Regions from separate parts of the Homo sapiens genome. Here region 1 is linked to region 2. The links are chromatin contacts, found by Hi-C or POLR2A ChIA-PET in ENCODE. All regions are on one chromosome and are shown on one strand. The core of a region is the stretch at or near the end of the contact, and the rest is flanking DNA. Distances in the headings are between cores, read along the strand shown.

What was found. A loop is a pair of places that touch in the nucleus more often than their neighbours do. ChIA-PET counts read pairs that join two places held with the same protein, here RNA polymerase II (POLR2A). Pooled maps may share reads with other maps.
Region 1: a loop to region 2 is called in a map of endothelial cell of hepatic sinusoid, with 8 times the contacts of the local background. The contact joins the enhancer-like site here to the promoter of VRTN in region 2. A Hi-C loop is called at or near these places in 4 of 168 maps with a recorded cell type or tissue (B cell, OCI-LY7, endothelial cell of hepatic sinusoid and 1 more), 3 of 37 single-sample maps with no recorded cell type and 8 of 50 pooled maps. POLR2A ChIA-PET finds 5 or more read pairs at or near these places in 5 of 52 experiments (B cell, PC-9, WTC11 and 2 more).

Annotation. Positions count from the first base shown.
Region 1 is chr14:74,399,095-74,404,381 of GRCh38, forward strand. No RefSeq gene overlaps it. Among named protein-coding and RNA genes, the nearest start is that of SYNDIG1L, 24 kb to the right of the region's middle. RefSeq lists enhancers at 2,458-3,367, 2,585-2,914. Within about 2 kb of position 1,362, at least 11 of the 41 ENCODE cell types and tissues checked have a DNase peak (open chromatin) inside an H3K27ac peak, as active enhancers do; they include B cell, OCI-LY7 and PC-9, where a contact is called at or near this core.
Region 2 is chr14:74,346,881-74,352,665 of GRCh38, forward strand. It overlaps VRTN (vertebrae development associated), which reads left to right and starts at 1,591. Exons shown (of 2, transcript NM_018228.3): 1 at 1,591-1,772. RefSeq lists enhancers at 1,854-2,604, 2,605-3,354.

The sequences.
Region 1 (5,287 bases), core at 112-2,611, 52 kb after region 2:
GATTGTGCCACTGTACTCCAGCCTGGGAGACAGAGCAAGATTCTGTCTCAAAACAAAACAAAACAAACACATAGCATAAAATTTACCATCTTACCCATTTTAAGTGTACGGTTCAGTACAATTAAGTACATGCATGTTGTTTTGCAACAGATCTCTAGAACTTTCTCAATTTGCAAAGCTGACACTCTATGCCCATTAAACAAATCCCAGTTTTTCCCTCCCCCAGCTCCTGGCAATCACCATTCTTCTTTCTCTTTCTAGGAATGTGACTACCCGAGGTACCTCACATAAATGGAATCATCCAGTATTTGTTCTTTGGAGACTGGCTTATTTCACTTAGCCTGATCTCCTTAAAGTTCATCCATGTTGCATCATGTGATAGGTCATTTAGGAGGTTTTGCAGGAGTCTGAGTAAGAGCTGATGGGGGCTTGGACTAGGGCTTGGAGATAGAGATAGCAGGAAATAGAGTCGGGGAGATTGGGGAGTGGTAGAGTCACAGGACTTGGTGAAGGATGGGAAAGTGCTCCTGTTTCTGGCCTTGGTCTTCAGAGGTGACTGTGGACAGGCCAGTGGTACCCAGACTTGTAGGCTCCTTTGGACAATGGGGGTTGGGGGTGACCCAGGGGCTAAGTTGGGTGCAGAGGAAACCAAGGAAGAACCTCTTCTCTATCCTCAGCCCACAGCCTGGGGGAGACCAGAGGAGGAGAGCAGTGAGCAGCTGCTCTGGCTTCTTTGTTCCCCTTGTTTATTCTTCCTACAGAGCACAGACCTTGCAGCACCAGAAGGGTGGTCTTTATGGCATCCCTGATGAAAGAGGGGAGGAGGTGGGTAAAGTTCTGTGCTGTGTCCCTTTGCAGATACCACCAGGCTGGGCACCCCACGGGCTCATACTGCTCTTTCTGGTCTCTTTGATCGTCCTCGGAATTGTAAAGTCCTTGCCACCTAGAGACTTCCTCCCTGCTCCCATCTACCCCAAGATGTGGATGATTTTCCCATTGAAGAGGAAATTAAAGTGGAAAGAACCTTGCCCCGACTCCCTCCAGCCTGGAGGCAAGTCACTTCTTTCCCAGTGATGTCAACAGTGAACAAGGGTCGAGTGTCTGTGGAAGGCAGTCCCCACGTCAGACCTGGGATGCCCTGAGCAAACACGAGCTCCACCCTCAGAAAAGCAGATGTCTAGATGTGGCCGTCATGTCGATATGAACAGGTGTAGCGGTGGTTCACGAAAGAGGGTGGCTAGTTCTACCTGGTGTTGGGGCTGGGGTGAGTTGACAGAAACAGCTGCCGAGAAAATGAGGTTTTCTTGAGACGTGTCTTGGAAAATTATTTTTATCAGTTTGGAGGAAAAGAATCTCAGGGTGTGGAGGCAGATACCAGAATTACAGGCAGGGGGAGCAGCCTAAACAAAGGCAGCGAGACGGGAAACAGGCCCTGCCTTCAGCTTGCTGCCAGCCGAGATCTGCCCAGAGACCAGCAGGGACCAGAGCTATCAGGACTTTGGCTATTATCTCTGGCTATGGAAGGGATGGGGCTGAGGGAGGTGACACACTTCTGGCAGGGAAGCCATTTAAATGGTGGTCAGCTGGAGATAATTTTAAAGAAATTCCATATAGCACTTACGAGACACTCAATTTTGCGGGAGCCATACAAGTGTTAATTCATGTAATATTCACAGTCATCTTAACGGGGTCAGTCACCATCACGATCCCCGTTTTCCAGATGAGAAAACACCAAGCAACATCTTACCCGAAGTTGCACAGAGGCTGGGGATGGGATTTGAACTGGGTGGTGGGCTCCCCTCTTCTCTGCTGTTAACCACTGGGCTGTGCTCTGGGCCAGCCAGCTCTGAGCGCAAGTGTTAGGGACAGGGCTGGCGGAGGTTAATGAGGGAAAATGGCCAGGAGTTGGCTTCAGGAAGGGAGGCAGTGGGTGAGGGTGGAGCCACAGCAGGCTCCCAGAGGACGAGGCACCATTCACTGATCTGTGGAACTGGGAAAGGCCTCGAGGTCCTCAGTCTTCCTGTCTGTGAAATGGGGACAAGAACACCAGCCTCAGTGGTAGAAAGAGTGGTGTGAAGGTCCTTTGTGCACCCAGGGTGCTCTGTCAACGTAGCCTGGCCCTGCTGCCTCACCCCAGCCCTGCCCACTGGTGCAAGCACACTCACTGTCCCCTTTGTCCCCTTCTGGCTGCCTCTGAGGGATCCTGCCCCCTGGGAGTTTCTTTCTCTGTCATTTCCTGGAGGAGCTAGAACTGGCTTTGAAACCTGCCTGGCTCTTTAGTGGGAGAGAGGTAAAAGCAGTTCAAGGGATGTGGGCTGGAAGTATTTGGAAATGCAGATGGGCCACACGAGCACCTTTTATTTTTGTTCAGAACATCTGAGTCTCCCCGTGGGGACTCCCCCGCCCAGAGTAGCTCCTCCCCCCATGGCAGAGAGGATGAGAGAGCACCCGGGGGCTGCCATGAGCTCAGGGCAGGCAAAAGCAAGGCTGTCGCTCTCCTGCCCCACCCCTACCAAGCCACCAAAAATAGAAGGGCCAAGGTGTCAGCCCCAGGGAGGGGCCAGCCGGGGAAGCCTTTGAAGCCGGAAACAGCCGGGGAAGGAAGGCTGAGAGAAGCAAGTTTGTTAATATTCACTGGGCAGCAGCGGCAGTTGTCCCTGGGTTTTCTGTTTCCAAGGCAAGCAGACATCACCAGCCTAGCTCAGCAACTCCAGGGCCTGTGAGGCAAGGCCTGGGCTTGGCTCGTGACTTGCTGTGTGACACTGGGCAACTGGCAACCCTTTCTGGGTCTCTGTTGTCTCATCTGTAGCATGAGGGATTGTGACTAGATCACCTCCCGGGTTCCTTCCTGCTGCAGCGTTCCAGGACTCACACCTTTGGCCACTGACCCCTGCCCCACCTTCTGAGTGGGGTTCAGGGACTGTGCTGAGTCTGTCTCTGGGAAGCAGCAGGGTGCAGGGGCACACTGATGAGTGGTGCATGTGCCCAGGGGCAACATCAGAGCCGTTTAGCCACCAGGGCAGTCAGGCATGGACAGACGCATTTGGGAGGGGGCGGGGCCCTGTGTCAGCTGTTAACACTTCAGTTCCTGAAGCAGAGAAGTCTGGAGTTCTGGGGAGGGGCCAGGGAGGCAGGAGAGGGAAACACTGGGAGGGTTTAGGGCTTGGCCTGTTTATCAACTACTGTGGAAGTATTTTCACTGTTCTGACAATCCCTGCAACTATGTCCATGGACCTGCTGTCTATCCGCCCTGTTCATCGGGAGGAAGAGATGGAGAAGGCTGCCGGGGTTCTGGGAGTGGGTTTCTAGTCCTTCCCACCATCGGAAAAATTCTTGTCACTCGGAGTGGGGCCAGGTCACTGTTTCCCCTGGGTCCAGCCCCCAGGACCCCTGGCCTGCCACCCTTAGGACACCCCTTCTTCCCTGGGGCTGGGGAACAGTGAAGGGAGGCTCTCCTCCCACTCCTTTGCCCACAGCCCCCGTGGCTCCACTTGCCCAGCAGCTGTCCTGGACCACAGGCCAGGTGGCCTCAGTTCCTGGCTCCTCTGTGGCTGCCCCCTCTGCCATCTGCCCACCCCCACACAGGGCCCATTTGGCTACCCTCCCTTATATCCCACATCCCCTAGGTGAGGCCCTTTTCCATCCCATTCCAGCCTGGCCTGTAGGGGAGAAAGTTGAGATGGGGTTGGAGGGTGGGGTCAGCCAGAGCAGGTCCAGCATCAGGGCAGCTGCGGGGACCGGGGCTGGGTTCTTGGTGCAGGGCCCCCACTCTGCTGGCTGCCCCGACTTCCCTGTGCAGCAATTTCAGTTTCTATTTTGAACAGTTTGGGTTGGTTGCTTCTCTGTCTTCCTGCTGGGTGTTTATAGTGAGGAAAATAATTGGTAATATTTGCACAGATGTGCTGGCATTGCAGCTCGTCACGGGCACCTTTACCCAGGGGACCCTCCCTGCCCCCAGCCTGTCTCTGCCAGCCTGAGGAACCAGCCTGAAGGGGAGTAGCTGAAGCCCCTATGCCTCCCAGGGGCCTCAGGCAGCCAGACGCAGGCAGAGCTGGGAAGCAGGAGGCCTCAAGTGCCCCAGGCATGCCAGAGGCGGCCCTAAGCTGGAAGGGGGTGGGTGGGTGTCTGTGCTCCAGGGACTGATCAGGACAAGCCTGGGCTCCAAAGGATGGATCCTTTCTAGGGGCTGCATGAGGGAGGCCCCAAGGGCTTCGTTTCTTATTCCATTTTCTCCTACAGAGCCTGAATTTGCAGCTGAGGGTAGGGATGGGGTGAAAAGGAGAGGGGCAGGTCCAGGGTTGAAAATAGAAAATTGTGGCCAGGCGCTGTGGCTCACACCTGTAATCCCAGCACTTTGGGAGTCCGAGGCAGACAGATCACCTGAGGTCAGGAGTTCCAGACCAGCCTGACCAACATGGTGAAATCCCATCTCTACTAAAAATACAAAATTAGCTGGGTGTGGTGGCATGTGCCTGTAATCCCAGATACTCGGGAGGCTGAGGCAGGAGAATCACGTGAACCTGGGATCCAGAGGTTGTAGTGAGCCGAGATCGCACCATTGCACTCCAGCCTCGGCGACAAGAGTGAAACTCCATCCCCCCACCCGCAAAAAAAAGATAGAAAATTGTTTGGCTTCTCTTTCCCCTTCTCAAAGCCTGGAACAGCATTTCAGAGGGCTGGCAAGGAGGTGAGAATTGTGGACCATGAGGCTGCCCGCCCAGCCCAAGCAGGGCATGGACCAGGGTGCATGCTGCCCAGTGCCCTTTCCGGGGCCCCAGCCAGGCTGGTGATGGGTGGGACCACAGCGCAGGCAGGGCCAGGTGAGACTCCTCAGCCACCATGCCTCCTTCTCTTCCTCCTTTTTTAAAAATAATCTCTCTCTCTCTCTCTTTTTTTTTTTTTTGACAGGGTCTCACTGTCACCTAGGCAGGAGTACAGTAGTGTGGTCATGGCTCACTGCAGCCTCAATCTCCCAGGCTCAAACGATCCTCCTGCCTCAGCCTCCTATGTAGTAGTGGGACCACAGGCATGCACCATCATCCATCACGACCAGCTAGTTTTTAAATTTTTTTTGTGGAAATGGGGTCTCACTATGTTGCCCAGGCTGGTCTTGAACTCCTGGGCTCAAGCAATCCTCCTGTCTCAGCCTCCCAAAGTGCTGGGATTACAGGTGTGAGCCTCCTTCTTCACCTCTTGTATGTGCACATGGTGCATGTGTGTGTGTGTGTATGTGCATACAGCTTTTGTGCATGTGTGGGCTGTGCCTGTGTACATGTGCGTGTGTGTG
Region 2 (5,785 bases), core at 341-2,840:
CTTCATTGGTTTTTAAAATGATAGCAAGTAATGCAGACGTTTTTTATAAAATGTCAAACAGCACAGAGAGAACATAGTGTGGAAAGAAAAGGTATTTCGTAATTCCATCTCCTCCTATGAGATAACCACTATTCTCCAAAACTTTAAAAATACAGCATATTTATATTAAGAATTTAAACATAATTTCAAATTAACTGGAAAGGCTGAGAACTAGAATACACTTTCTTTGTACCAAGCAGAGTTCTAAATGTTTTAAATTTTATCATCTCGTGGAATTTATCCAATGACTCTCTGGGGTAGATGCTATACCCCATTAACCACAAAGTCAGGCTGGGAGGGGTTAAACAATTTGCCCAAGGCCACATTCTAGTAAGGGGCAGGATTGGCATTCAAACCCAAGTCCAAGACACCCGCTAAGCCACAGCCTCAGGCCACTGCCATTCCTGGTGGGTGGGGCGGGTGTGATTAAGATGCAGGAACTGGACTTGAGTTCAAGTGTGGCGGCTCTTCTTCCAGTGCCCCTGGGAAAGGGTGTTTTGTGAAGGATTTTTGCTTTTGGTGATAACTGTGGAGCTGTGATTGAGAGAGGAGAAAATGATAATAGTGGAGCTGGAGCATAATGGATGCATGGGGGCATTTTACAGTGGTTGTCAGGGGAGAGACAGCACGGAGGAGCTGTGGGTGGAATTGGAAAGAAGCAGTTAGCTACAGCACTCCAAAGGGTTAAAGCCAGGCTGGAAAGCCCCTTGGGGGGAAGCTGCCACCAAGGCTGCAATCCTGAGGCCTTCACCTCCCCCATCAGCAGGGGCTGGACTGGTTCCTCCTGGGATTATTTGAGGCCCCTGGGCCCTAGGTGAGCCATGGGGGAGGGACCGAAGCTGCAGGTACTGCGTGCCCCCACCTTTCAGTGGGGCTCAGTAAGTTAGGTGCCCTGGGATAGGCCCCCTGGCTCCTAACAGATGCAGCTCTGGCCCAGGCTTGCTTTGGGAATGAGAGGTGTTGAGCCCCAAGCCTGGGGGATGCTCAGAGAATGGTGGAGATGCAGCCTTTAGAGAAAGTGGGGCCTTCCTGGATGGGAAGGGAGACTGCCCCATGATGGGGCCGTGAGTAGCTCTCCAGTCTGCCTGGTTCTGCCTGTCTTACAGGACTGGGGTTGGTGAGAGCTGCCTCACAAAGAGATGCATTTTGAGGGTTCAGAGAGCCTCAAGGTATTTCTCTTAAGCAATTATCCATAGCTAGTTTCTGGGCCCCAGCTTTGCTCTCTTCCACCTCCTCTGCAAGCCTGGCCACAGACTTTCTTCCCCTAGGTCTTTCGATCTGAACCTTCTCCTCCCATTCCCTCCCCTCCCCCCAAACTCTTTGGAAATCTTTCAACTTTCTTTCAACTTTTCTCTGGGCAGTTTGGGGTTTGTTTCAGAGCTGGGTCAGGGCACTTTAACACCCCCAGCTGGGGAGAGTGGATGACAATAGCTGCTATCACTTTACCATTGGAAGTGACCCCCGAATTTGCACTTCTTTCATCTTGGTACAGAGCACTTGAGGGTGGGCGATTTCCTGGGGGGAGTGGCTTAAGCCGCTTCCCCACCGGCCAGTTGGCTGTAGACGGTCCATGCTCAATGGTCCTCTACAGATATGAAACTGGTTCTGGAGTGAGACGAGCTCGGCTGGGGACGCTACTTGAGAAGGCCTTTCCCCACAGGGTGACTTAAATGTCCCAGGCTGGAAGGTGGAGCGAGAAGTGGATGCCCCCAGGGCTCTGGGTCACACTCCAGGTCAGTAAAACAGCGAGTTTCCTCAAAACTAGGAAGGGTGGGGGTGCCCCGTACAGTTTGGAGGCTCCAGCGGGGTCAGGGATGATCTCGGGACCCTACTGGGCCCAGGTCAAGGAGTGGCCCCGTGAAGATGCTGTGGTGTATGTGTGTCTGGGAGTGTATGTAGAGGGAGAGGACGCATTGTTTCAAGCTCTCTTTCTCCCCACCCCCACCTCCACCTCCAGCCCTGTCCCCACCCCCACCCGTCTGCCTATCTCCCTTCCCCACCCTACACAATGGTCTGGCCTCGGTCCCTCCCCAGGTTCCCCGGGCTTCTCAGGTTGGATCCCTCGTCCCTGGAGCCCCGGACCTGCCAGCTCCCTCTTTTGCCACTCATTGCCTCCTGGCACCTTAAGGGGCAACCGGGAGCCTGTGCTGCTTCCCCTTGTGGGCTGCACTCTTCCTCCCTTCCAAACACGTGGTCCAGTAGAGCAACTGAACTGGGCTGGATTGACTTGGTGGCCTCAGGCCCACCCCTGTGACCCAAGGTGCAGCCACTACCCTTGGTGGTGGGAATTTCCTTGGGAAGTCACAGCCCAAAGGCTTGGCTGCCACCAGCCAACCCTGGCAGCTGCCCTTGCCCAGCTGGCCTCCAGGGCCACCGGGGAGGGAGCAAAGATGGCTGGCGCTCCCTTAGGCCCTGGCAGGCGCAGCCTGTGCAGTCGGGCTGGTGTGGCCAGGGCAGGGAGGGCAGGGCAGAGAGGCACGGCGCAAGGCTGGGTGAGGAGCCAGCCATCCAGGGGAGAATCGAACCCACAGCCTTACTGAGACCTGGTGGCCCATGTGCAGGTTGACTATAGAGAACACAGCGCCTGCTTTGGGAGGGAGAGGAAGAAAAGGGAGGGCTGAGAACATGGGATCCATGGTAAGCTAGAGCCCAGAATGAGGCTGGTGGGGAAGGATTTTGTTCTAAAGACCAGGCCAGGCTCATAACAGCAGATCTCTTGCCCCTCCATCCCTTGGCCCACCCAGATTCCTGGCTCACTCTTAAGACGCAGGGGACAAGAGGCCAGACCTGGGTTCTGAGACCCCATATGCTTGAAATAAAGAATGGGGGAGCGGGGAGGCTGACCTTGGTGAAGGCGAGGCTGTGAGTGCCCTGCAGAGTAGCCTGTGGCCATTCATTCATTCCTTGGCTTTACTGGAGCTAAGATCCTGGCTGGATGCCTCTGGATGTCCTGCCTTTACCCCCGCCCTTCTAATCTCAGGCAAGAGGAGGGGATGAGCCTGTGCAATCCCGAGTGTGCCTTGCCTCCTTGGTTTCATACCTTTTCAGATCACTTCCAAGAGTTGTGGGGGCCAGGGCAGGCCAGCTGGGCAAAGTCCATAGATTAGCTATCACTTTTTGCACCTCCTTCCCTGAATGCACCTGGCAACCGGCTTGTCTGCTTTGCATTGCACTTCTAGGAAGAGAGCCATTGCCAAAAAGACTGTTGCACCTGAACCCCATCATCAATTGTCTACTTAAGAGTGATAGGCTTCCCCGTGCAGCCCCTACCCTTTCCACACGGCCCTATTCTCTGGTGGGCGAATCCATCTGTGGGTTGGGAGTGAGTGTGGAGCTGCTTTTCCTTAAGCTTTTGAGGAAGCCAGAAGTGGGGTATCACATACTTGTACCTCCTACCTCTTTGGGGAAGAGAAAGGAATGAAATTGGGTGGAGCCGGGTGGAACTGGGCCTGGGAAGAGTAGATAGGGTGGGACGAGGAGGGTGGGGACAGGTGGGGACTGTGCAAGAGGAAGTGTGGCATATCTGGACGTTGTGTTGGAAGGTATCTGGACACTGCTGCATGAATTCAGGCAAGTCGACTCTACCTTTGTGGACCTCAATTTCCTTATCTGTAAAATGGCCAGGTTTGTCTTAAAGTCCTAAAAATCCATAAGTTTCTGGATCCATTGGATAATGAGAATTTTGGATGATGGAATTATAGTGCTTAGAAAGGGAGCTTGAGAGTCAGGCTGCTTAGACTTTGTAGCTTTTAAAAGCTGTGTGGTCTTGCGAAAGCTACTTAATGTAAACCCGGAACCTCCAGGTGTGAACTCGGACTAGGGATCCTGTAGATAGCGTAGGTGTGATGGAATTGTAGTTCACATGGAAGGAAGGTGAGAACCACATATAAACAAAATTACCACTGAAAAGCCTGAACTCCAAATGCTTGAGGGTGAAAAGCTGGCAGATACTTGTTAACACTTCAGGGAACATCATGCTCTCCTCAGGAAATCGGCTAATTGCGTGTAAGGGTATAAAAATATCCACACAGCTTCAGTATATTGTTCCCTCTTGTTTTTCCTGAGATTTTGGTTGAATTACCTAGTTAAATGCACATAGGAAGCAGTCAGTAAATGGTAGCTATTTTCCTAATTTTGTTTACAAAGTATCTAGCAGAGCACTCATTTGTATGCAGTTGTAAAATAGCATTCAACAAGTGACATAATGCAAGAAAAACAAAAACCCAACGTCTTGCTTGTTGACATCATTGTCTGCCAAAATGAAAAAGCTTGTCTGTGTGTACACAGTTTGTTCTTCAGGATTCCTTTTTTAAAAATTGTATAATGTTAAGTGCTGTCTTTACTAAGGACTGATATGGATTATCTCCTGAATCCAAAGAAAAGTAATAGTTTTCTTTTTAAAGTAAATATAAAAGGCATAAAAGTTGACAGATTAATAAAAGCCAACTTCTAGAGTTAAATGATATGGTACAAATAGAAATATGGTGAGAGGTTATACCAGATTTGTTATAATATACACATTTTAAAGAAATCCACAGCCTAGAAATTTTGTCCAAAGGTGATTCTGATTACCAGGTTTTTTTTTTTTTTTTTTTTTTTTTAAGACAGTCTCACTCTGACACCCGGGCTGGAGTGCAGTGGCATAATCTCAGTCCCCTGAGGCTCAGGTTATCCACCTCAGCCTCCTGAGTAGCTGGGACTACAGGCACATGCTACTATGCAGGCTAATTTTTTTTTTTCCGTAGAGATGGGGTTATGTTATGTTGTCCAGGCTGGTCTCTAACTCCTAGGGCTCAAGCTATCTGCCCACTTCAGCCTCCCAAAGTTCTGGGATTACAGGCATGAGCCACTGCACTTGGGCTGATTACCAATTTTTAAACGACTTTCCTTCTTTGGTTATCAAGTAAAATTCTGGTGGCTGTTCCCTCAGTACTTTTTTTTTTGAGACGGAGTCTCGCTCTGTTTCCAGGCTAGAGTACAGTGGTGCGATCTTGGCTCACTGCAACCTCCGTCTCTTGGGTTCAAGTGATTCTCCTGCCTCAGCCTCCCGAGTAGCTGGGACTACAGGCGCGGGCCACCATGCCCAGCTAATTATTTTTTTTTTGTATTTTTAGTAGACACAGGGTTTCACCATGTTGTCCAGGATGGTCTTGATCTCTTGACCTTGTGATCCGCCTGCCTCGTCCTCCCAAAGTGCTGGGATTACAGGCCTGAGCCACCACCATGCCCGGCCTCAGTACTTTTAATTTTTTTTATTTATGTTTTATTTTTTATTTTTGAGATGGAGTCTCACTCTGTCACCCAGGCTGGAGTGCGGTGGGCGATCTCGGCTCACTGCAACCTCTGCTGCCCAGGTTCAACCAATTCTTCTGCCTCGGCCTCCCGAGTAGCTGGGATAACAGGCACCTGCCACTGCACCTGGCTAATTTTTGCATTTTTAGTAGAGATGGGGTTTCACCATCTTGGCCAGGCTGGTCATGAACTCCTGATCTCGTGATCCACCTGCCTCAGCCTCCCAAAGTGCTGGGATTACAGGTGTGAGCCACTGCGCCCCAGCCCTACTTTTAATTTTTTAAAACATTTTTACTAAATTACAATTTGCATTCATCCACTCCTTTCAAATGTAGCTTTTTTGTTTTGTTTTGCTTTTTGGGGACAGTCTCCTCTGTTGCTCAGGCTGAAGTCCGGTGGCGTGATCATAGCTCACTGTAACCTCGAACTATGCTCAAGTAATCTTCCTGCCTCA